Regions from separate parts of the Homo sapiens genome. Here region 1 is linked to region 2. Evidence: chromatin contacts called from ENCODE Hi-C or POLR2A ChIA-PET data. All regions are on one chromosome and are shown on one strand. The core of a region is the stretch at or near the end of the contact, and the rest is flanking DNA. Distances in the headings are between cores, read along the strand shown.

Evidence for each region. Hi-C counts contacts between places; a loop is a spot of excess contacts on that map. ChIA-PET counts read pairs that join two places held with the same protein, here RNA polymerase II (POLR2A).
Region 1: a map of psoas muscle shows a loop between it and region 2 (5-fold over the local background). The contact joins two enhancer-like sites. A Hi-C loop is called at or near these places in 1 of 168 maps with a recorded cell type or tissue (psoas muscle) and 1 of 37 single-sample maps with no recorded cell type. POLR2A ChIA-PET finds 5 or more read pairs at or near these places in 2 of 52 experiments (IMR-90 and WTC11).

The regions. Positions count from the first base shown.
Region 1 is chr2:235,465,035-235,470,884 of GRCh38, forward strand. No RefSeq gene overlaps it. Among named protein-coding and RNA genes, the nearest start is that of AGAP1, 26 kb to the right of the region's middle. Within about 2 kb of position 4,142, at least 6 of the 41 ENCODE cell types and tissues checked have a DNase peak (open chromatin) inside an H3K27ac peak, as active enhancers do.
Region 2 is chr2:235,430,446-235,436,518 of GRCh38, forward strand. No RefSeq gene overlaps it. Among named protein-coding and RNA genes, the nearest start is that of AGAP1, 61 kb to the right of the region's middle. Within about 2 kb of position 3,711, at least 13 of the 41 ENCODE cell types and tissues checked have a DNase peak (open chromatin) inside an H3K27ac peak, as active enhancers do.

The DNA.
Region 1 (5,850 bases), core at 2,892-5,391, 35 kb after region 2:
GCTTTCCTGTGAGAGGACATTGGCTCAGTCCTTTCCTGAGAGAGGAGGGGAGGACAGATTTGGGAGGCTCTGGATGAGTGAGGAATATCTGCTGTTTGGGATGGGAGGGCCCAGAGATGCATACATGAAGGTGCTGAAACTGACCTTGCCCCCAGCCCCATTTACCTGGAGCTGGCTCCAGGAGAATGAAAACTTTGGAAAAATCTGTGTGTGTGTGTGTGTGTGTGTGTGTGTGTGTGTGTGTGTGTTTAGTTCTTTAAAAATTCCACGTGTCAACCCTTCGGCTGTTTTTCTATGTTCTTTGCCATCATTGTTAGTTCAGGTTAAATATTATGGTCAAAAAATAGAATGGGAACTAACAAAGAATAAATTGCCATCTTCTATGCTAAGGTTAGCCAATAGATGTTTCTGTTAAGCAATCCTAAGGCTCTGAGATACTGTAAGGTAGAGAAGCTCTCTGAAAGCTCTCATAAAGATATAAAGTTTCCCTAAAATCAATGAAAGTAAGCAGAGTATCCAGAAATAGACTCAAATATACATGGAAATTGAGCATATGGCAATGGGGACACTTCACATCTAGGGCAAAAGCAAGGTTCTGTGCATGACATTGGGACAACTGGTATCAGCGAGTAGGGGTGGGGAAGTGATCCATATTGCAATTATTATTATTATTATTATTATTATTATTATTATCATTTTGAGACAGAGTCTCACTCTGTCTCCCAGGCTGGAGTTCAGTGGCTCCATCTCGGTTCACTGCAACCTCTGCCTCCCAGTTCAAATGATTCTCCTGCCTCAGCCTCCCAAGTAGCTGGGATTACAAGCATGCACCACCATGCCCGGCTAATTTTTGTATTTTTAGTAGAGACAAGGTTTTACCATGTTGGCCAGGCTGGCCGCAAACTCTTGACCTCAAGTGAACCACCCACCTCAGCCTCCCAAAGTGCTGGGATTACAGGCATGAGATATCGTGCCCCGCCCCTACTGCAATTTTTTTATTTTTATTTTTTAATTTATTTAGTTTTTGAGACAGGGTCTCTGTTGCACAGGCTGGAGTGCAGTAGTGAGATCTCAGCTCACTGCAACCTCCGCCTCCTGGGTTCAAGCAATTCTCCCATCTTAGCCTCCTGAGTAGCTGGGATTATAGGTGCACACCACCATGCCTGGCTCATTTTGTATTTTTTTGTAGAGACAGAGTTTCACCATTGCCCAAACTGGTCTCGAACTCCTGAGCTCAAGGGATCCACCCACCTCAGCCTTCCAAAGTACTGGGATTAACAGCATGAGCCACCGCGCCTGGCTCTTCCTGCAATCTTAAAACCAGAATAAACTCTAGTTGTAATAATGTAGCCACCAGTCGCCTGGAGCTCTTTACAGTTAAATTAATTTAAATTAAATAATGGTAAAAACTCATATTCAGTTGCATTAGTCACAATTCAAGTGCTCAAGAGCCACATGGGGCTGGTGGCTGCCATATTGGACAACACAGAACATTTCCATCAACACAGGAGGTTCTACTGAATGAAGCTGCTTTGGACTGTTCAAAGATTTAAATGTAAAAGTGAACATTATTATTATTATTATTATTATTATTATTATTATTATTACTGAGACAGAGTCTCGCTCTGTCACCAGGCTGGAGTGCAGTGGCGTGATCTCAGCTCCCTACAACTTCTGCCTCCTGGGTTCAAGTGATTCTCCTGCCTCAGCCTCCCGAGTAGCTGGGACTACAGGCACGCGCCACCACGCCCAGCTAATTTTTGTATTTTTAGTAGAGACAGTGTTTCACCATGTTGGCCAGGCTGGTCTCAAACTCCTGACCTCATGATTCACCAGCCTTGGCCTCCCAAAGTGCTGGAATTACAGGCGTGAGCCACCGTGCCTGGCCTAAAAATATATCTTATTAAAGCACTAGAAGAAAACAAAACATGGATTTTTAAATCTTGGAATGGAGATAAATCAATGCAAAACCTAAAAACCAATGCAAGAACTTAAAAAACAGAGAACAATTGTTCAAATTGCTAAATAAAAATTTAAAATTTCCTCTTTGTGAAAAATAATCTAATAAACAGGCTTCAAATGGTAAAACAAACAAACAAAAAAACCAGATTTATAATCTACAAGCAGAAAAAGAGCTAATTTCCTTAATAAAATAATATAGAAGGACAAAAACCCAAGAGGAAAAAAATGTGTCAAGAACAGGGCATTTCACTGAACCAAAAAGATATAAATGGCCAACAAATACATTAAAGGATGTTTAACCTCAGAATTGAGAAAATGCAAATTAAATAATGATAGTATCATCATTAAATAATGGAAGAGGCCACTTTTCAACTATCATTGGGAAAATTAAACAGTTTGCATGCATCATTTGCTAGAATGTGGAAAATCTGGTAGGTTCACACATTGATGGTAGAAGAATAAACTACAGCAGTTTATTCAGTTTGCCAGCAGAAATCAACATTTTAAGTGCATGTTACCTTTGACCTAGTATTTCCATCATTAAAAATTTACCAGGCTGGGCACAGTGGCTCACACAGGTAATCCCAGCACTCTGGGAGACTCAGGCTGGCCTCTCACTATGTTGCCCAGGCTGGTCTCGAACACCTGGCCTCAGCTCCGTCAGGAGTACGAGACCAGCCTGGGCAACATAGTGAGACCCAATCTCTACCAAAAATACAAAAATAAGCCGGGTTTGGTGGTACGTGCCTGTGGTCCCAGTTACTCAGTAGGCTAAGGAGGAAGGATTGCTTAAGCCCAGGATGTGGAGGCTGTAGTGAATCATGATTATGCCATCATATTTCAGCCTGGGTGACAGAGCCAGACCCTGTCTTAAAAAAAAAAAAATTCCCTACAAATATACTTTGAAATGTGCACAAAGTTATGTGCACAAAATGCTCACTTGCAGCTGCATTTGTTATTTTAAAAAAAGAAAAATCCCTGAAATGTCTATTAAATAAATTATGTCTATGTAAATAAATTATGCTACAGCTATAAGTAAGATACTATGCACCCATTAAAAATATATGTGTTGGCCAGGCACAGTGGCTCACACCTGTAATCCCAACACTTTGGGGGGCCAAGGCGGACGGATCACGAGGTCAGGAGATTGAGACCAGCCTGGTCAACATGGTGAAACCTCGTCTCTACTAAAAATACAAAAATTAGCTGGGCATGGTGGCTCATGCCTGTAATCCTAGCTACTCGGGAAGCCAGGCAAGAGAACCAGGGAATCGGAGGTTGCAGTAAGCCGAGATCACGCCATTGCACTCCAGCTTGGTGACAGAGTAAGACTCCATCTCAAAAAAAAAAAAAAAAAAAAAAGTGTTGCAATGAGGTGACTATAGTCAATAATAATTTCGTTGTATATTTTAGAATAAGAGTATAATTGGATTATTTATGATACAGAGGATAAATGCTTGAGGGGATGGATACGTCATTCTCCAGAATGTGATTATTACACATTACATGCCTGTATCTAAACATCCCATGTACCCCATAAATATATACACCTACCATGTACCCACAAAAATAAAAAATTTAAAGTATATATGTGCTGATAAGATCCCCAAGATATATAATTAAGTGAAAAGCGTAGGGCTAGAACAAAGCGCAGTATGATCCTAACTTGGTCCTGTTTTGTTTTTAAGGTATACAGAATATTCATACAGATTTTGCTCATATGCAAACAAGATAGACCCGAGGATACGTAGGAATTTGCCAATAATTACTCCCAGTGAGTAGAACTGGTGGGTGGGGATATAGTTTTGTTTCTTTCTTTAGATCATTTTGTGTTTTTTGGGGTGTTTTTTTTGCCATATATTCATTTGTTTACATTGAAAATAAAACAGACTCAAAAGTAAATAAAGGTGCTGTATCAATGGAGAATATTCACCACTTCCTGTGTAAATTTAATTCCGAAGGACAGCGTGCACCTGAGTAATGTAGATAAAAAGACCCTGTGAGTCTAGGGGCTGTCAGATGGACTCTGCCCCGGCACACACGGAAGCAGGAGATGCTCCTGCCCGTCACTGGGAAGGGAAGTGGAGGCAGTCCCGTTCCTGATGTCTCAATGTCAAAAATGGCCAGGCTGAGCATAACCTCCCTCCTGCTACCCGATACTCAGCTCAGCTTGAGGACTCAGCTCTGACTCAGAGAAGGATCTGGTTCCAGGGAATTTTGTCATGAGAAGCAAATCATGTGACACCCCAGTGTGAGAAATGGCTGGCCAGTGTAAAGCTGTGGAAAATTGAAGTTAGTCTTGGCTCCAGGCTTTATGGAGGTTTTTCTATTAACCAGAGGTGAGCTCAGGTGCGAGGTTAATGGAAAGGTGCAGAGAAGGCTGTCGGGGGACTGCGGTGACGGTTTACACTGCTGTGTAGGATGCAGTTCCTGTAACAAGTGGATATTCTCTTCTATTATAAAATACAGCCCCATGGGACTGTGGCATCAAAGGCCTCTTGTGGGTCTGGAAACTCTTAGCTGGAGGAGAAAAACAGGCTCTGCTCAGGATGCAGGCTGACAAGCATAAGCCTTGTTTTGTTCTCTGTAGAAACAATGAAACTTCAAGCATAAGGAAAAATTGCTTAAATTCCTAACATCCCACCACCCTAAGTTAATTAATTGGCATATTTTCTTCCTATCTTCCTATGCATGGGTGCATGTTTTTCATATTTCTAATTAAAATACTCACAAGTTGTAGCATTTTGCCTTTTTAAACTATATACTATAAAATCTATTTTCAGCAGGGTGTGGTGGCTCACGCTTGTAATCCCAGCACTTTGGGAGGCCAAGGCAGGTGGATCACTTGAGGCTGGGAGTTCGAGACCAGCCTGGCCAACGTGGTGAAACCCCATCTATACTAAAAATACAAAATTTAGCTGGGCGTGGTGGCGGGTGCCTGTAATCTCAGCTAATCGGGAGGCTGAGGCAGGAGAATCACTTGAACCTGGAGATAGAGGTTGCAGTGAGTGGAGATCATGCCATTGCACTCCAGCCTGGATGACAAGAGCGAAACTGCATCTAATATATATATATATATATATATATATATATATATATATATATATATATATATATTTTCCATATCTCTGTATAACCTTACTACTTGCGGTCTTACTGTACCACATTTTACCAAGTTGACACACAGTTCCCTATTGTTGGATAGTTATATATTGTTAAATACTTTTGATTTGATGACCTACAAGATATCATTCCAGGGAGCATTTTCAATGTACGCAGTTTTTTCCTCCTGTTAAATTGCTTCCTAAAAATACTCAGGACTGGAACGACAAGGCCAAAGGCATAACCATTTTTGCAACATGTTGCCACATTGCTTTCCAGCTGGGTTATAATGGTGTTCTGTGCCTATGAGTTGCTGGGAGGAATTGCTCAGACAAGAATAGAGCCAGGAAGCCAGGAAGACAGTAGCTATTTTGGTCAGTTGGGGCTGCTATAACAAAATACTATAGACTTAAGAAACTGAAATTTATTTCTCACAGTTCTGGAGGCTGGAAGTCCAAGATCAGGGTGCCAGCATGATTGGGTTCTGCTGAGGGCTGTGTTCTTAGTTTGCAGATGACCACTTTCTTGCTATGTCTTCGCATGGCATTTTCTTGGTTGGTGCACTCAGAAAGACAGAGAGAACAAGATCTTCCATAAGGCCACCAACCCTATCAGATTAGGACCACATTCTTAGAACGACATTTAACCTTAAGTACTTCCTGAAAGCCTTATCTCCAAATACAATCAGATTGGGGGTTAGCATTTCAACATATGCATTGGGGTGGTGGAACACAATTCAGTCCATAGCAGTAGCCCTGCCCACCAGGGAAGCTCTTGGACCATCTG
Region 2 (6,073 bases), core at 2,461-4,960:
CATGCAAATTAAGGGGCACATTGTGCAGAAATTTCTAGGAAAGGGGTGGTAACTTCTGGGTCATCGGGTTATTGCCATGGAAAGGGGTGGTAACTTCCGGGTGTTGCCATGGCAATAGTAAACTGACATGGCACACTGGTGTACGTGTCTTATGGAAAGCTACTTCCGCCTTGGACCTGTTTTACCTAATCCTCAATTTAGTCCAGTGTCCAAGCCCCACCTCTGGAGTAAGTCCCACCTCCTACCTCAAAGCTACTAGGCAAAGCCTTCCTCAGGACTTTTCCCCGGGATACCAGGAAAGACAATTGCAACCTCTGTAGACTTCATGGGACAAAACTGGCCAGTGTTCCTTCTTGACACCACATAGAGACTTCTTGCTTGAAAATCAAGCCCAGGCAACAGGGCAAAGATGGGAAGACACAGCACCAATGCCCTCATTACATTATTTGAACTCCTGGATCCAGCTGTTCCTGAAGCTGACCCCATGCCTTTGATCTCTCAGTTAAGTGAGCCAATAAATTTCCTTGATTACATTATGCTGTTTGAGCTAAATTTCTTTCCATTGTAAGCAAAAGGATCTAATAAATACTTACTGTCCCAGCAATACCATTTCTAAATAATGTATTCTAAGGAAGTAGTTAATTAAGAAAGAACTCTGTTCTATGGGGGTGAGAAATGATTTCTTATATAAGATTCTGAAAGCTCAAACCATAAAGGAGGAGATTTATGGTTTAAGACCAACAGAAAGGTAAAGATTTCAATTCAGAGATAAAATTAATAGGCAGATAATTGACTGAAGGATGACCTCAGCATATATAACAAAGAAAATTAAGCCTAGAATGTATAATGAAAAAATAGAAGGTGGTAAAAGGCTATGAAGAGTTTATTCACAGATGGAAAAAAAATAGCTAAAAACACATAATGAAATGTCCCTATTAGTAATCATAAATTAAATCAGTAAAAATGGTCACTTTGTAACTATCAGATTGGCCCACAATTTTAAACGAGATCCTATTGGGGGGTGGGGGGCAGTGCATGAGTCCCCATATACCATTAGTAGGAGTATAAACTGGCAAAGCTAATTAATGGAAATTACTCTGCACATGTAATGGTACCTAGAAATTCAACTCCAGGGTAAATACCTCCAATAAACTTGCACATCAGGCCACTAGAGTACATTTATGAGGATGTTCCTTACAGCATTGCTTATAATAGCATAAAGTTAGGAATAATCTAAAAGTCCAGCACCAGGATGGAAAGACACACGACATTCAGTTCCTGCACGTGATTGAATAAGCCCCAGAAATCAAAAGGGAGGAAGGAAGCTACACAAACCAACATAAGAAATGCTCACTACGTAATGTTGAAGGAAAATTAAGAAGTTCACATTTTAAAACACGTAAAGCAATATATATCTTTCACCAGTTACACCTGCATGTAAATAAAGGTGTAGAAAATGGAAGATAGATCGGAAGGACCACAGAAATTACTCAAAAGTAGGATCTAGGGGGAGAAATGGAGTGAGACGTGGAATGAGGGTGAAGAAGAAAAAAAAAATAATAGGAAATATTTTTTTAAATGGATTAATGAAGATAGAGTGCCCCAAGCTGGAGATAATGCCCAATCCAATCCTGTGTACCTGGGACACAAAACAAAAATGTTACAAACATTCATGACTATTGTTAGAAAAATTGTGGTGAAAGATTAGAAGCTATTTAATCAGTCAAGAATTAAGGAATCAATTCAGTAAATTATGGCACAACTATATGATGAAATAATGTGCAGCCCTTAAAAGTTATACTGCAGAAATAAATTAATCAATATAGAAAGTTATTCATAATATATTAAGTAAAAAAGCAGGTTCTGGCTGGGCAAGGTGGCTCACGCCTGTAATCCCTGCACTTTGGGAGGCCGAGGTGGGTGGATCATTTGAGGTCAGGAGTTCGAGACCAGCCTGACCAACATGGTGAAACCCCATCACCACTAAAAATACAAAAAAAAAATTAGCCAGATGTGGCGGTGGGTGCCTGTAATCCCAGCTACTCAAGAGGCTGAGGCAGGAGAATCGCTTGAACCTGGGAGGCAGAGGTTGCAGTGAGCCAGGATACTGCACTCCAGCCTGGGCGACAGAGTGAGACTCCATCCCAAAAAAAAAAAAAAAAAAAAGGTTATAAATGGCATGTGATTTATTTCCACATAACACGGGGAATACTCTGCAAGGACATTCAGAAGTCCTTAAATGCTACCTCTGATTACAAGTATTTTCCCCATGTTTTCTCCTGCTTTATCTGAATCTTCCGATATTTCAGCAATGATCACATATTACTTGTATAATAAAGCAATGCTAAGTTTCCAAGATGAGCTTTTATTTAGTAAGATGCTCTGACTTTTGTGCCAACTGTCTAGAATAACTCCTCTGCTCGTTTTTAACATATTTTAGTGGTTGCAAGTACCGGACTATTTTTGTGTCATTCTAGCCTATTAACCCCTAGATGTGTTGATTTCTAGAAAAAAAAAAAAAAACAATCAGCACCTTGGGGTATTAGTAACCTGCAGGTGCTTCCCTAGATGAAGGAAAAGCCTAAATATAGAAAATTCAACTGTGAGAATGCACTCATGCCGGTCTGTGATGTGAACGTAAGCAGGTTTTCTTCCTGTGCCCTGTGAATGGAGTGGGGCGTTTAGGCGGATGTCAGGCTACAAGGCAGCTGTCTACTCTGTGCTCACATCCCTGACTCTATTTCAGGGCCATTTGGCACCGTATGCCCACACCATCCTGTTGGAAGGAGCCCAAGGGAAAGACCACTGTGGCTAAGGGCACAAAAGCTAGTCCGTGCCAAGAACCTTCACAGCACTCTGGCTTCACAGGACATGACTTGACCCAAGCAGACAGGCTCTCTCCCCTCGGAGAACATAGCCGAGAAAAGAGCCACTTGCCCAGGACCCACGGAGACATTCCCCGGACTTACAGAAATAACTTCCCCAAAGCTAGAAGGGACGCCACTTCACATGTGTGCCCTCCTCCCAACCGAAAATTGAATCACAGCCCAGGACACGGTCTCCAGCGTGACCTTGAAATGCTTCCTTGCACATTCGTGACCTTTTTGGCAGGTTTAAATGGTTATAAGGGAAATATTTTTGTAATTTCCATTAAAGGGTTTAAGTTGAGTAGTATAATTCAGCCTTAAATATTTCACCATCATTAAAAAGAATTCTCATTTTGTACACCAAAGGGAGCTGCTCTAAGCTTGCCTTGAAACTGTCAGCTGAGTTAGGCAGAATTTTGAGCTTGTAAATGCAACTATGGAGAAAGAGTAGAAACTCATTTGGGGAGGAGAGGAGTGGGGGGAGAAGAAGGCTGATTCCAGGAAAGGAAAACAACTCAGCTGGGAGAAAGTGTGGCCTTTCAGAGGAGGCATATGACTCCATCCTACACCTAAATCACACACATCCTACATCCTAAATCACAAATCCATCGCAAAAACAAAGTGTGGTTTGAAATATATGGAGGAGCTGGGTGTCCACCAGATGTCTCATTTGGCTAAAAGAAGAGCCTCTGGAAAGGTCTTAGCTAGTTTTAATAACAAGTTCACGCTAAGAAGATGGCCACGGCTAGGAGAGGAACTGACACTGCTGATATAAGGCTGAGCAACACAAGATCTAATGAGTGCAGTGGAAATGACGGAACTTGGAAGACAGCCACCTTGGCATCCATCATAGCCAGGAAGGGAACTGTGCAAGGCCAGTGACACAGCTGATCTAAGCTGAGGAACTGTGACTTGAACAAATGTCACCAAAGAGCAATAGACCCTACTGAGCAAGGGAGCTTCAGGTTTTTTAAATGTTGACCAGGACCAGGTGAAGCACTATAGAAAACTATCCTTTTTTCTTTCTTTCTTTCTTTTTTTTTTGAGACAGGGTCCTGCTCTGTCACCCAGGCTGGAGTACAGTGACATGATCACAGCTCACTGCAACCTCCACCACCTGGGCTCCAGTGATCCTCCCACCTCAGCCTCCTGAATAGCTAGGACCACAGGTGTGTGCCACCACATCTTGCTAGTTTTTATATTTTTGGTAGAGACAAAGTTTCACCATGTTGCGCAGGTTGGTCTCGAACTCCGGAGGTCAAGCAATTCACCTGTTGGCCTCCCAAAGTGTTGGGATTACAGGCTTAAGCCACTATACCCCACCAAAAACCATCATTTATGTTGACATTGGTCAGTTAATCAATGCTCTGTGGTCATAATTTTCCCACAGCTGTTCATGACTGCATGAAATATAATCCAGGTCAGACTGTAAACCCTTCACCCTAACAATATCATAAGGTTTGGGGACCCTCCTGAGGATGTCCCCCAGATTCGGTGTTCTGCTCATCTGCTCCTCCAACCTCCCTATCAGGAAAGGCTTATCATGTGCACAGCATGCCCTGTTGGAGGGGGACAATTTCTCGTTCCTAGTGACTGCCTTACACAACTCTTTAATAATAAGAAGATCTTAAATATTTCAGAAAGCATGCAAAACTGTCTATATCCATTCCCTTTCCATTTCAGATGTGTTTATTTTGTACCTTCTTTCACCTTCGTCTTCTCCATCTCCTTCAGTGTTGGACGGAATGGTCCCCCTTTGCCAGTTACTTCACTATTCTGTAATGCAACACAACTTCATTCGTTTAATTCATTGCCACAAACATTTTTTTTGAGTGCCAACTATGTGTCTGGCGTTGAGCTAGAATCTGAACGTACAGGAATACATAAGGCAGAGGTCCCCGTTCTCAATAAACTTGTAGGACAGAGAAACTCTCCATGTGCTTAGGTGGGCTGTTGTCAGAGAGGTGGGTTTCTGAACCTCAAATGCCATTTGGCCTCCTTGAAAAATGCCCTGTTGTGGAAAGACTCTGAAACAGTCCCCATGATCCCAGCTTCCTGGTGTTGGCACCTTCCTGTGGTGCCCTCTGCTTGGGTGTGGGCAAGACCTGTCACTTGCTTCCAACTAACAGAATATGGCAAAGGTGATGGGATGTCAGTCTGTGACTACGCAACATTATATAAGGCTCTGTCTCAGCAGACCAGATCCCCAGCCAGTACACTGCCTCTTTCCATTGCCGGACATGCTTTTCGCCAGGGAAGTAAGCAACTCCACACGCAGAGGTCAAATGTCACCTCTCAATGAACCCTGTTCTGACCACCCTGATCTCGCACTCTCCCGATCTGGCACTCCCTGTCCCATTCCCTACTTTCTCTTTTTTTTTTTTTTTTTTATGAGATGGAGTTTCGCTCTTGTTGCCCAGACTGGAGTGCCATGGTGCACTCTTGGCTCACCACAACCTCCGCCTCCTGGGTTCAAACGATTCTCCTGCCTCAGCCTCCTGAGTAGCTGTGATTACAGGCATGCGCCACAACGCCCGGCTAATATTTTTTGTATTTTTTTAGTAGAGATGGGGTTTCACCATGTTGGTCAGGCTGCTCTCAAACTCCTGACCTCAGGTGATCCACCTGCCTCGGCCTCCCAAAGTGCTGGGATTGCAGGCATGAGCCACTGCGCCCGGCCCCATTCCCTAGTTTCAACACATGTCATCAGCTGACACACCGATGTTTTACACATGTATTTGTTTATTGTCCGCCTCTCCTAAACAGAGTGCTAATCCCATGAGGGCGAGGACTTGGACTTGTTTACTCACATTTCCCCAGAAATGTTGTTGAGTGCATTCCATAACTATTTACTAAATTACTAGGTTAATTAATTGATTAATTGATATTATTACTATTATCTTGCCCTTCAATGGAGCCAGTTGTCATCTTAGTCTTTAGACTATAGCTTCTTGAGGGCAGAGACTCTATGTGAAAAATTTCACATTCCCTAAATACTTAGCAGGTTGATGAATGAATGAATGAGCAAATGAACAAACAAATGGTCTAGGGACCAGAGGCAAATAGCACATTAGAAGTGCGGGGCCTATTAGAATGATTTTGAATGGAGACTCAGAATTTATTCTTACTGCAGCCACTCAAGCTTATATTTCAACTGCTTGTAAAAGGAATAGGCCCTGTTATTTATTTATTTATTTATTTATTTA